Regions from separate parts of the Homo sapiens genome. Here region 1 is linked to region 2. Evidence: chromatin contacts called from ENCODE Hi-C or POLR2A ChIA-PET data. All regions are on one chromosome and are shown on one strand. The core of a region is the stretch at or near the end of the contact, and the rest is flanking DNA. Distances in the headings are between cores, read along the strand shown.

Region 1 (7,037 bases), core at 2,961-5,460, 92 kb before region 2:
CAAATTAGTGTTTAAAAAAGTGTTAAGGACTAAAAAAGTAAAAAACAAATGTATGGACTCAGAGTTTGGAGCTCGAGTTCAAATCATGGCCCTGCCACCTTCTCTTACCTTGAGTGAGTTGCTCTGGGAGGCTTCACTTCTTCATTGGAAAGATGGAATGAGAGAAGAAAGGTACTATCACATATCTAGCAGGGTTCATAAAGGAATTAGAGATTATCTAAGTAAGATAAGAGTTACTTATTTTAGAATTAGAGATTGTCTAAGTAAAAATGCCTGACACATAATAGTTGCTCAAAAAATATATTATTAATCATACATTTTATATTCCCACTCTTGAAAACATAGTGGATTCTCTGGGCACAGTGGCTCTCACCTGTAATCTCAGCACTTTGGGAGGCCGAGGCGGGTGGATCACTTGAGTTCAGGAGTTCCAGATCAGCCGGACCAACATGGTGAAACTCCATCTCTACTAAAAAAAATACTAAATTAGCCTGGCCTGGTGGTACGTGCCTGTAATCCCAGCTACTTGAGAGGCTGAGGCAGGAGAATTGCCTGAACCCAGGAGGTGCAGTTTTCAGTGAGCCGAGATCCTGCCATTGCACTCCAGCCTGGGCAACAAGAGCGAAATTCCATCTCAAACAAAACAAAACAAAACAAAACCCCCCCAAAAAAAAACAAAACAACACAACACATAGTGTGAATCTATAACTAATAAATCTTTATTTGGTCATAAAAAAAAAAAAGATCAGCCAGACATGGTGGCTCACACTTGTAATCCCAGCACTTTGGGAGGCCAAGGTGGGCAGATCACCTGAGGTCAGGAGTTGGAGACCAGCCTACTAACATGGAGAAGCCCCGTCTCTACTAAAAATACAAAATTACCAGGGCGTGATGGCACATCTCTGTAACCCCAGCTACTAGGGAGGCTAGGGCAGGAGAATCACTTGAACCTGAGAGGCAGAGGTTGCAATGAGCCGAGATTGTGCCATTGCACTCCAGCCTGGGCAACAAGAGCAAAACTCCATCTCAAAAAAAAAAAAAAAAAAAAAAAAAAAAAAGTCAAGAAATAGCAGATGCTGGTGAGGCTGTGGAGAAATAAGAACACTTTCACACTGTTGGTGGGAATGTAAATTAGCTCAACCACTGTGGAAGAGAGTGTGGGAATTCCTCAAACACCTAGAACCAGAAATGTTATTTGACCCAGCAATGCTATTACTGGGTATATACCCAAAAAAATATAAATTATTCTGTTATAAAGATACATGCACATGTATGTTCATTGCAGCACTGTTCACAGCAGCAAAGACATAGAATCACCCCAAATGCCTATGAATGATACACTGGATAAAGAAAATGTGGTATAGATACACCACAGAATACTATGCAGCCATAAAAAGGAAAAAGATCATGTCCTTTGCAGGGACATGGATGGAGCTTGAAGCCATTATTCTTAAGAAATTACCACAGGAACAGAAAACCAAATACCATGTGTTCTCACTTATTAGTGGGAGCTGAACAATGAGAATACATGGACATGGGGAGGGGAACAACACACACTTGGACCTGTTGGGTGGGGTGGGGGTGGGAGGAGGGAGAGCATCAGGATAAGTAGCTAATGCATGTGGGGCTTAATTCCTAGGTGATGTGTTGATAGGTGCAGCAAACCACCATGACACACGTTTACCTATGTAACAAACCTGCATGTCCTGTATATATATCCCAGAACTTAAATTAAAAAAAAAAAATAAGGCTCTTTTAATACCTCTCAGAAAGCAAACTCCCAAAATGGAGCTAAACCATAGAGGAAAAACATATTCCCTGGCATTATTCATGCCACAGGAGGACCCAGCTCTGCTACTTTTCCACCTCTGACGTCTCTTCTCCCGACTTTTGTTTTTATTCCTTGAGCTGGTAATTGAAGCTGTCAGAGAAGGCTCATGCCAGTCAGTATTTCGTTGATGAATTCCAGCTGGGACTAAAGAGTGCTGCTGAGTTGGAGGGAGGGAGAGAGAGAGAGAGAGAGAGAGAGAGAGAGAAAGAGAGAGAGAGAGAGAGAGAGAGAGAGAGAGAGAGAAGGCCCCTTGGGAATGAGCCCACGCTCTGAGGCAGTGGGATGTGAGTATCCAGCCCATTCGGTGATTAACTCTGTGTCCAGCAAGGTTTTCCTGCCCATCCATTTGAGGTGCTGGCCTGAGTCAGCATGTGCCTGAAGAGTGGAGTGAAGACAGAAAGCCGCCTGGAGAATACGTAGCTGAAATGAGGTTGGGATACACGGAGATTCCTGCCACAGGGCTAAGCATATCCTGGTGCTTTGAGGAGGAAATTAGAAAGAAATATTGCGCTGGTCACAGGTCTCTTAGGAGAGTCCATTTGGACATCTCCATCACAAAGCCTGGAGCCCTACAGTCGAATAATATACAGGAACCCAATTCAAAGCTGTCATTCAGAGATGATGCCGTGTGCACATGCCAGACACTGTACTAGACTCTGGGAACACGGGGCTGAGGGTGTAATGGTGTCTGCAGAGGTGCTGGGCCTTCATGCCGCCTCACAGAGAGGGGAACACAGAAACAAATGACCTTCAGAGAGGCATTTCTCTATCCCATAGAACAGGGGTCCAACATAACCCAGAGACAGACACCCTGAGCCAACTGGACTATCTGCCACTTGGTGCCATAGTGATCTGGATATCCAGGGCTGTTAAAGCTTCCTCCAAATTAGCTTTTCTCCTAACTCTCTAGACTAATTTATTTCATCCGGTCACTAAGTCCCCAAATGGGTCTATCCCAACAGACCTCTCGTGATAACGTAATCTGAGAAGCTACAGCCTGACTTAGAACATACTACTGAGGGATGATCTCCTGAACTCTGAATCCCCCACCTCCCAAGCCTGTTCTGGGAGCTGCTTTCTTTCCCCAGAGCTCTCCTCGCTGCTATCCTCATGCTGAGCACAGGTCTCTCCTAGTCCCAGGTCCCTGCAGTCACACAGGCCAGCATCATCTCCTCCCCATTGTGGTGGTTGCTCACCTGTTGGGGGTATGGTGAGAATGACCATGGGCTAGGCCCGCCCCCCTCTACCATCATTCCTAGGCTCAAAAGCATTGCTGACACTTGCCCAATTGTAAGGATCTCCGGGACCCCTGGTAAAGTCCAGGTTCCAGATGGCCCTGGCACAGAACTGTCTTTAGGGGAGGGGATTGGAAATCTGTATTTTTAATATGTGCTTGGGAGATTTTAGAGAAAGCAAGTCTACACAGCTTCATCTAGCATTTTAGAGGAGAAATTCAAAACCAAGGATTAGGCCAGGCACAGTGGCTCACACCTGTAATCTTAGCACTTTGGGAGGTGGGCAAATCGCTTGAACCCAGGAGTTCAAGACCAGCCTGGGCAACATGGTGAAACCCCATTCCTACAAAGAATACAAAAATTAGCCAGGCATGGTGGTGCACACCTATGGTCCCAGCTACTTGGGAGGCTAAGAAGTGGGAGGATCACTTGAGCCCGGGAGGTGGAGACTACAGTGAGCTGTGATGGCACCACTGCAGTTCAGCTTGGGTGACAGAGTGAGACCCTATCTCAAAAAAAAAAAAAAAAAAAAAAGGACTTTGGGCCGGGCGTGGTGGCTTACGCCTGTAATCCCAGCAGTTTGGGAGGCTGAGGCGGGCGGATCAAAAGGTCAGGAGATTGAGACCATCCTGGATAACGCTGTGAAACCCCATTTCTACTAAAAATACAAAAATTAGCCAGGCGTGGTAGAGGGCGCCTGTAGTCCCAGCTACTCGGGAGGCTGAGGCAGGAGAATGGCGTGACCCCGAGAGGTGGAGCTTGCAGTGAGCCAAGATTGCGCCACTGCACTCCAGCCTGGGCGACAGAGCAAGACTCTGTCTCAAAAAAAAAAAAAAAAAAAAGGACTTTGAATTTCTTTCCAGGTCTGTGAATGTGTGGGGCGAATCTTAGAGGTGAGTGGGTTTGTAAGTGAGCAGGCGCCTTCTTAGAGCACTTGCTCTTTCACATCTCTGGGGAACCACTTGCAGAGTTGTGATCAGAGAGCAAAAAGTTCCCAAGGGATCTGTAAGTGCCCAACATTCACTCTGAAAGTGCTTGCCTAACCGCCACACAGAGAGTGGTTGGTTGGCCTGTAGGATTTGGAGCTGTGGATGTTTCCTGCCTCTAAGCAGAAGTAATAACCCTTAGTCATATAAGAGACCTAGTCATGGCTCGAAACAGAGACTTCATTTTCTCAGTTCTGCGGAATTCCCAAAGTCTGCAAGGCCATGTGTGTGACTCTCTTTGCAAAGAGTTTGGGAGTTGTTTTCTTTTAACTTGGTTGGAGAGCAGCATTTAGTGAATGCTTCTGGGCAGCCCAGGGGTCAGATATCAGACCCCCGACAAGAGTGGGCCCCCCTGGGATTTGGAGCCATGCACTTTTCCTCCAAAGGTTGCTTTCTCTGTTGGTGTTTTTAAAACAGGGCTACACCCCGTTATGTTTGCTCCAGTGTCCCTTCCTTTCTCTCCTGGACTCTCCCAGTCTGTTCGGGGTTCTCAGCCAAAGTTGACCTCACTGGCCGCCTCTGCATTGCATCTTGGTGAGTCCCACTTGCAAATGCCAAGAAGTGAGCTGTGCAGTTTGTTCAGGCCCTGTTCACATTTTCCATATGGCCCTGAGCATAACAACTCTGCGCCTGGGCCTCCGGTCTGCACCCGGGTCCTGTCCTGAACTCTCCAGTGGGCAGAGCCCAGAATGTGGCAAGAAGGTCCCTGGCCGGGCCAGACCTGTGGAAACGGCTGGTTGGGCACACTGGATCAGTCTGAGTATGCTGGAGACAGGGCATGGAAAAGCCGTGACCAAGGGATTCCATGGCAGGATTGCCAGCAAATCAATGCCCCCTTTGTGCCCCATTCCATAATATGACACAGCAATCCAGCCTGGGGCTGGCAGAAGCAAAGAGCATGCCTTCCACATGCATCCCCACCACTGTGCATCAGATAGAAAGCTGCTGATACCCTAATAGGGTGGGATTGGGCCCTTGGCTGAGTGGATCTCAGCCCACTTGACTCGCAAGCTGGACTACCAGGGGTTCTATACTTCCCAAGTCTAAGACTCCCTCAGCAGGGCACAAGACCCCACAGATACTCCAGCTTCTTTGCTCAAAAAGGCTAACCAGAAGAAGTAGAAAACATGGTTTTCTTTGATTGAGACCCCAGCGAGTGCCAACCCAAAGTCAACTGATCATTTGCAGCATGCTTCTGTGATTTAATTTGCTCTTCTTCCTCATCTAGTTGTCCAACCAGAAACCTTGGCACCATCCTGAAGTCCTTCTCCTCCCTCATCCTGCAAATCTAGTCAGTCACCAGGTCCTGATGATTCTACTTACATAGTACCCACAGAGCTGCTCCCTGCCCTTGATTCTCCCCTCATCCCTCATCAATTCAGGCCCTCACTCTTTTTTTGTGAATACAGCGGCACAACAAATCTTCTTATCTCCAGCCTAGACAACTCTCCAATCCATCCTGTTTACGTGGGTGCCATAATTATCTTTCAAAAAGTGATTATTCAAAAATGCAAATCTAGTATGGCACTCGCTTAAAAATCTTTCAATGGCTCCCCGCAGTCTGTGAATGAAATCCCAATTCCTCAGTGTGCTATATAAGGCCCTTTGCAGTCCAGACTGCTTAACGGTTCAGCCTAATTTCTCAACAAATGTCGAATATACCCACAGATACAGTCATGCCTAACACATTCATTCATTCATTCTCAATTCCTGTTATGCATCAGATCCTGTGCTAGCTCTGAGAATCCAGGGATGAGCAAGAGAGCCACAGTCCCTGAGCCCCTAGAGCCAGCAATCCAGAGTGAGAGCAGACTCTAACAAGAAGGTACAATTAAGTTCAAGTTCAGTGGGTGAACACGTGGGGGCTATTGCCTTGCCTGAGTCCAGGGAGGGCTCTGATCCAGATGAACAAGGGATCCCTGATGACTATGAGCTGGAAGTTGGTGGTGAGAGACAGTGTGTGCAGAGTCAAAGGGGAGAGAGAGCTTCACCTAAGCTAGACTTTACCCAAGCTAGTGGAGAGCCGCAGAACCATTTCAGGCAGATTCGCCTTCTCAAAATCTCTCTCTGGCTGCGGTTTGGGGAACAGGTCGAACCACGTGTAGCTTCCCATATTGTGTGCATTCTTTCACAGAACCCTGAGCACAAGCCCTTCCATCCTTCTAGAGGCTCTCTGCCCCTTGTGTATCTGTGAATTCTTTCCCATCTTCCAAGAGTCAGCTAGAAATCATTACAATTCCTATGCCACCCCTTCCCCTCTGCCTGCGTCCAGCTGGGCACATCAAGACCTACATGATTCCCTGCATTTCATGTCTTCTCTCTCCGTGGGAGGAGTCCTATTTCATCCTAGACCTGGAAGTCTTGCGGGGGCTCCATTGTCCCTAGATGCTTGTGTTTTTCACACAGTACATTTCAGAAAATAGGCTCCTGAAGGAGAAGAGGACTTGTAAGCATCCTTCTGATCTTTCGTGGTGGGAAAACCCTTGGCTTTGTACCTAAGTTTGGGCAAAGGCCTGATCAGGAAGGAAACCTAAACTTATTTTTTTTTTTGAGACAAGTTCTCACTGTGTCATCCAGGCTGGAGTACAGTGGTACGATCATAGCTCACTGCACCTTGAACTCCTGGGCTTAAGGGATCCTCCTGCCTCAGCCTCCCAAGTAGCTGGGATTATAGGCACACACCACCACCCCTGGCTAATTTTTTTGTTTTTGTAAAGATGGGGTTTGCCGTGTTACCCATGCTGATCTCAAACTCATGAGCTCAAGCAATCCATCCACCTCATCCTCCTAAAGTGCTAGGATTACAGGCGTAAGCACCACACCCAGCCAGGAAGCCTAAACTACTGATGGCTCCGTGAACAGGCTCATGGTAGGTTACATAGGCTGTGCGGTGCATAGCTCGGGGCACCCTTCCCATCAGAGTCATTGTCCAGCTGCAGATCAATTAGGCTTTGGTGGGGCCTGGGGTGCAGATGGCAGTGGAGT
Region 2 (7,198 bases), core at 1,966-4,465:
TATCTCTATGTTTTATTTAACTTCAAAACGGTAATGTAGTCTTGCTGCAGCGTCAATGACACACTAGTGAAATATTAGTGTCCGTGTTTTCACAGCCTCCTTTCGATAATGATATTAGCTAGCATCTATGGATGCTTACTCCAAATCAGGCAGGGAGATATTTTACCTGCATGATATCATGGAAGTCTCATAAGAACCCTTCTGAGGGAGATTCTGTGATTATCTTTTCTTTACATGTGAGAAAACAGAGGCCTAAAGAGGTTTGGTTAATTACCCAGAATCACACTGCTTGTAAGTGAGAATGTCTGGATGCGGCCCGGGAGGTCAGCCCCTGCCGTGCTGTGGGCCACTGTCTTAATCTGTTTCATTTCCGGCACTTTTTCTCCTTGAAGTAAACTTGCTAGGCCCTGTCTTCATGGTACCCTCTACAGGGGCAATTCATCGAGGTCTTTGATGGCTTAACACCAAGTAAGAACTAGTGGGGAGTGAAAGGAGGCAGCCCCGTCCTGGGGAATTTGAGTGGCGCTGGGTAAGAGGAGGGCTTGGGAGCCCTTCAGATCCTCTGCATCAGTGACTGTCTTTCTGTTCTGCCCTCTGAAGGCTGGTAATGATTAGATTCTCTGGAAACAAACGGAGTGGCATGAATCTGGATCCTGTCTCATCTCTGACATGTATCACCTGTGGAGCATTGGAAAATTACCTCTTCACTCTGGGCCTCAGTTTTCTCATCTGCCAAATGGCATGATAATTTGTACATGGGTCATTGTAAGGATACAAATACAATACATTGTGAGAATAATACATTGTAAGGTTAAATGAGACGAACAGAGTGAGAGCGCTCAGTGGACTATAATGTACTGAGTGAATGTCACGAGGATAATTCTTTGTTATTGGGAGATTCATGTGAGGATACTGTTTAAGATGCGATCTCACGGTTGCCCCTTGCCCTTGGCATTTCTCTATGTACTTGGCACCGTTAGGAGCTGCAGGTAGGCCAGAGTGTGATCATTACCTCCCCAAAGGGAATGAGCAGAGCAGGGTAGAGGAAAATAAGGGGGGGACTTTTTTGGTTTTCAAAAGTCTAGGCCCTTTCATGGGGAACCTTCTGGGTTGAGGGAGATGCTCTGTATATTGTTCAAACTGAGTGCTTAAGATCTGTGCATTTTCTTTTTTTGAGATAGAGTCTCACTCTGTTGCCCAGGCTGGAGTACAGTGGCACAATCTCAACTCACTGCAACCTCCACCTCCCAGGTTTGAGCGATTCTCCTCCCTCAGCCTCTTGAGTAGCTAGGATTACAGGCACGTGCCACCATGCCCAGCTAATTTTTGTATTTTTAGTAGAGACAGAATGTCACTGTGTTGGCCAGGCTGATCTTGAACTCCTGACCTCAAGTGATCTGCCCGCCTCGGCCTCCCAAAGTGCTGGGATTACAGGCATGAGCCACTGCACCCAGCCGCATTTTCTTCTATATAAATGACACCTAAAAACACAAAACAAACACAGGTGTTTAGAGGAACAGAAAGGACTCAGGGCATAGGCAACATATGTAACAGAAAATGTGGGATGAGAAGATATGGTGAAGGGCAAGCCTTTCTCGCCTCCTCCCAGGCGAGGGGTTGGAGAATCAGAATGCAAGAGTGGTGCTTGCATGCTCAGGTTCTAGAGAAAACAGGCTGCGCAGCCCATTCCCCAGGCTGCGTGCCTCAGGGACGTCCCAAATCCCAAAGAAGCTTGGAGGCTCCAACCCTTAGAAGTCATGGCTTCTAGGAGAAGAAATGTTATGATATGCCCAAGTGGACTGAGCCTTTGTCCACCTCCCACCGCGCAGGAGCTGCTGAATCACGCTCCTGGGTCCGAGAGTAACACTGAGAATAACTGAGAGGACAGCGACCAGGGGAGGGCCTTGTGGACAAACTGTGTGGATGCTTGGCTGCAGGTCAGGCGGGACAGCGGAAGTTTCTGTTAATAACACAAGTTGAAACTAGCATGTGAAGATGACGGTGAAGATGAGACGTCCCCTTTCCCAAAGCTCAGAACTATGTAATGCTTGCCACCATCACCCTGCCCCTGGAACTTACCTAGAACCCCAGAGAAAAGAAGACAGGGGAACTCCAATATGACTGAGATTAGTAGTGAATGCCCCAGGAGAGGGAGCTAGTAATATAGAAAAATAAAGTCATATTTTTTGCATAGTTATTTTTATTATTATTTTTTTTGAGACAGGGTCTCATTCTGTTGCCCAGGCTGGAGTGCAGAGGCATGATCATGGCTTACTGCAACCTTGACCTCCTAGGCTCAAGTGATCCTCCCATCTCAGCCTCCCTAGTAGCTGGGACCACAGGTGTGCACCACCATGTCCAGCTAATTTTTTTATTTTTAGTAGAGATGGGGTCTCACTATGTTGTCCAGGCTGGTCTCCAAGTCCTAAGCTCAAGTGATTCTCCCACCTCCCAAAGTGTTGGGATTACAGGCGTAAGCCACCACACCTGGCATGCATATTCATGTTTGATTTCTGAGAGTTGCACCACTTCACAAAATTTTCTTAGCTATAGTTTCAAATCATGTAATCTACAGAGAGGGTCTCTGCAAGGTCCTAAAAGTGCTCTTAGAATGCACACAATTAATTTTAAATGGAAGCCTGAATGCTACATGAAGCGTTTTCAGAGTTAAGAAAGAGGTGTTTCCATTAAGTATGTTTGCCATCTAAAAGTCTTGGTAATGACCTTCTGTATTTCTTTGTGATACTTGCTTCAACCTAACACAATGGTTTTATAATCTAGGACTTTGAGGACTGTGTATTATTACCCTAGATTTTCTTAATTAATGGAAGTATCTTGGAACATTTGCTTCCTCTATAGGAACATCCTTTCTTTTCCTATCCCAAGCCTCTCCCAGGAACCATTGCTGAACTTGTCTTCCCTAGGGAGGGCTAATGACAGAAGATGCCTGCTGGCTGCCCACCGCAATGCCTGGGCCAGTTTCCAGCTGCCGAAGACCCTTCTTCAGCATATTATGTTGGTTGATGTCAATGTCAGGGGAACGGGGCATGTGACAGGAGAACGGTGTAGGGGCAGCCCTGGATCAACCATTAGAGAATCTTGCAAAGATCAAAAACAAACACACAAAAGGAGCCGAATCATTTAAAAGTCTTAGTCACACAAACGAAACCAACCCACAGCAAAGCAACCAAGCCGAACACCAAGGTCAGGAGCACGGCTTGTTGGTTAAAGCAGCTGCAAGTGTGGCTGTCTGTGCTCTGCCTGTGGAGAAGTCACCCACCCACTCTGAATCTGTGTTCTCCCCTTCAAAATGGACACGAATCACATCCTCCTCCTAGTGTGATTACAAGGGTTAAATGAGGAAAGCACTTTGTGTCTAGAATTACTTAAGGGAGGAAGACATTTTGTGTCTAAAACTACTTAAGGATGTAAGGAGAATACCAAGAGCCAGACCAGATTTGTTTTCTGTGATTTTAGGGGTGTTAAGCCCCTTCCCTTCAGGTGTCAGTTAACCCTTTAGAAGTCCCTCTGGGGGGGAGATATTTTGGGGGTAGCCATTCCAACTGCTTTGGAAAATCTGGTCTTCAAGTGTTTCATTTATATGGAAAAGGGGATCTTATTTCTAAATATCTTCAAGCTTCTGGCTTTTGTTCTCATCCATTCATTCAACACACATTCTCTCACCGGTCTGGGACCACGGAGCCTCCATTTGTTAAACTATCCCTGTCCCAGACTCTGAAACCCACTGAGTCCTCAACAAGAGGTGTATAGGGAGGCCCAGGCCAGCCCTGCTCAGTGTCAGCGCCCTTGAAGGGCCAGAGATCTGGCCCACGCTCCAGTCCAGGAGGCCAGCACTGCCCACGCCGGTCGGGAGGTGACTACATACAAATTCTGACCGGCAACATCACGAAGCACAAAGTGGGGACGCCAGGGTCAGCTTTAGAGCCCTCGGCTGTGCTTGGGGCCAGAGCCAAGAAAGCAAAGGACCTACTGCTGGGTGTGGGGAGGAGAGGGAAGGTGCCTGCACTGAGCACAGACCCCCTGGTCAGCTGCAGGTGTGCCATGTGGGAGAGGGTCAGCCTCGCCCAGACACAGAGGTTTGGGGCCCACCCTCAGTGGGGAGTCTTGCAACTGATCCTCCTTTGACCTTGACACTGTACTTCTCCAAGAACTGGCTTGTGATGGTCCTACTGCTCCCCCAAAGGGCTGCCTGTTCGGTCCCTGGGTCCCTCTTTTCCCTGTGCCTTTCCTGATACTGGTGTATGTGCCCAGAAACCTGTCAGCTACCATCGGCCTTATCCCTGTTTGGACAAATTCCCAGGATCCTGGTTTTGTTCTGACTAATGAGACTTATGTCTTGCCCCCTGTGGACAGATTTCCAGGCTTCAGATCCTCTGGTGAGTCCCTGCCTCCTGGACCCACCATCAGGGTTGTCCTGGGCTCACAGTTCCACCATCCCACCGCCCCACGTTTGTGGTTTATTCCTCGCACGCCCCGTTAGTCCCGTGCACAGAGCTCACTGCTCTTGCCCTTTATAACTCTGAACACAACTGTGTATCTGTGCTTATTATTCAGGTCTTTCCTACTAAACCGTCCACTTCCTGAGAACAAGGGCTAATGTCAATTCTCTTTTCTCTACTGTTGATTTCTTAGTGCCTAGTACAAAGAACATTTGTTGAATGAGTGAATGGATAATCATGAGTAAATTAATGTACATCCACCCTTATTTTCTAAAAAGTAATGGTAGGCAGCTTCCTTGCACATCTATTATTTTCCTTGATTGTTGGACAACCAAGGGTTAGAATCCTTTAAAGATGAGAGAATAGAGGCCCAGAGTGTTCATGATTCCACAGGCATAAGGCTACAAGGCATGGACTAGCCATTGTAACCCCTGCAGGCAAGTCTTGGGGGTGGGCAGACACACACACACACACACAAATACACACATCACATATACATATACACATATATATACACATACACACAAATACACACATCACATATACATATACACATATATACACATACACGCAAATACACATACACACACAAATACATCACATACATACACATACATATACACATACACAAATACATAGATATACAGACACACACACACGCACGTGTGCACGTGGAGAGGATGGAATGGGCTGGGCACGCATGCAGGCCACTGTACTATAAATAGTGGCAGTCATGACCCTCCCCACAGCTCTGGGAGATGCTTGTGGAGCAGGGAGCATTGAGCTTGACATTCTTGACATTTCGGTGTCCACAAACCATGGTGACCACGTAATCACAGTCGCAACACAGTCCCCGGGGGCTGCTGGACAGGCTGAAGTCTTGTTGGGGAAGTTTCTGGGCACTTGGAGAAGGGGCCCTGCCAGTCCCACAGCCTCCCTGGGGGCTTCCAGGCTCCCCCTGCCTCCCTGCCACCCAGTCCCCACTGAGTCTGCCAGGCCTTCCCTCCGACTGATCACCAAAAGGCCGTTTTCCATATCTGCGTCTCACGCAGCTGTGCAGGTAGAATACCAACAAGAACCCCGCTCCTTCAGGGATAATGGGAAAGTTCATGTGGCTTAAGTCGCTCTCCCTGGCCTGCTCGCCCTCCGAGAAGAGGGCGTGGGTGGTCTTTAGCTCCTGGCACTCCGGCTCCGCTGAGCCCCTGCCCCCACCCCTGCTGGCACAGCTGGCCCTGCAGCAGCCCCTGCCACTGCGCCCCCACCCTCCCGCTCCACACCCGGCTTCTGAGCCTGCTCAGAGCCCTCGGCTTTGGTGTCTGTTGCCACCCTCCCCGCCCTTGACCTGAAGACCCTCTCAGTCAGAGTAGCAGGGTCATCCTTGGGGAGGCAGTGGGAGGTCATCTCCGTGTGCCTGTCCTGGCCCAAGTGTCACCTGCTTGGGCACTTTCTGGGCATATCAGAGCCGCCTCAGCACGTTCAGCAGCCCGGGCTGAGTGACGGGTCCCTTGCCTGTGGTGTTTGGTGGCATCTCTGATGACATCTCATAGCGCCCTTGTTGTCTGTGAGGAGTGAGAAGCCAGCTCCTGGGGGGAGCCAAGGGATCTGGGGGAGCCGGCCTGACCGGCCTGCCTGGACCATTCCCTTCCCACAGCCCTGTGGCTGTGCGGGGGCCCCCTGGGGCAGGCCACTGAGCGGAACTCCAGGAGGGAGCGATGGCTCTGATGGGACCCCAGATGGAGGAGACCACTGTGGGGCCGGGTATGTGTCTGCCTGTGCCACCAAGGGAAAACCCTGCCTCTCTGCGGGCCGCAGCTGATTCCTCAGTGTGGAGAGGCCCTGGCCCAGACACCTCTCTGATCCCCTCCCTTGGCGATGTTAACCTGATTTGCTCTGTTCCCACAAGGCGAGTCTCCCAGGAAATGGGGGAGACCAGCAGTGTGTCTGGCCTCTCTGCCACTTCCTTCTGAGTTCCTTCTCCTCCCCTCCCTCACTTCAGAGGTCACTCTCTAGGGATCTGACCCTGAGGCCTGAGCACCCCTTTATCATCGCGCAGAGCTACTGGCACCGTGAGGGTGGGCCCTGCCCAACCAGCAAGCAGGCCCCGGGGTGGTTCTGAGGCCCTGGTCGGGCCTCCTGTGGGGCTGGCTGGGCCCCTCAGGCCCCTCTGGACGGGGCGGGCCTGCTTAGGAGATGCGTGCCCCGCCCCCCATCAGCTTCCTCCTCTTTCTTGCCCCTTGAGCTTCTCCACAGGGTGGGGGCAGCAGAGGCCATGCGCTTCCCGGGCTCAATGAGCTGTGGGCTTTTTGGAGACTGTTTGTTATTTCGCTTCCTGGCGGTTCTGCCAAGCGCCCTCCGGCCTCCGGCGCCGCCAGGCAGGTTCATCTAAGGATTCTGAACGCTGCTGCCGCCCTCTCCGGAATATCAAGCAGGCCTGGGCGGCCGCAGGGAGCACTTCCCGATCTCTCAGCTGTCAGCCCGACAGGGGCAGGGTGGTGGCAGGGGTGGTGGCAGGGGTGGTGGCAGGGGTGGTGGTGTGTGTGTATGTGGAGGACCCGGGGGCAGGGGCACTGGCGCTTCCCAAACCCAAATCCAGACCACGTCAGGGCAGCATTAGGGCTACAGGCGTGGGCTGGATTCTGTCTACTTGCATGGTTTCAGCCTGCAGAGTTTAAAAAGGCATGAATGACAAGAATAACAGGCAGAAGTGTTCATTCTCGGGGAATGGGCAGTTCCACCTA

The links. A loop is a pair of places that touch in the nucleus more often than their neighbours do. ChIA-PET counts read pairs that join two places held with the same protein, here RNA polymerase II (POLR2A). Pooled maps may share reads with other maps.
Region 1: a loop to region 2 is called in a pooled map, with 2.4 times the contacts of the local background. The contact joins two enhancer-like sites. A Hi-C loop is called at or near these places in 2 of 50 pooled maps. POLR2A ChIA-PET finds 5 or more read pairs at or near these places in 6 of 52 experiments (K562, PC-3, Panc1 and 3 more).

Annotation. Positions count from the first base shown.
Region 1 is chr2:9,188,909-9,195,945 of GRCh38, reverse strand. No RefSeq gene overlaps it. Among named protein-coding and RNA genes, the nearest start is that of ASAP2, 14 kb to the left of the region's middle. Within about 2 kb of position 4,210, at least 23 of the 41 ENCODE cell types and tissues checked have a DNase peak (open chromatin) inside an H3K27ac peak, as active enhancers do.
Region 2 is chr2:9,095,473-9,102,670 of GRCh38, reverse strand. LOC105373414 (a long non-coding RNA gene) reads right to left here and starts at 87. Exons shown (of 6, transcript NR_187861.1): 1 at 1-87. Within about 2 kb of position 3,215, at least 2 of the 41 ENCODE cell types and tissues checked have a DNase peak (open chromatin) inside an H3K27ac peak, as active enhancers do.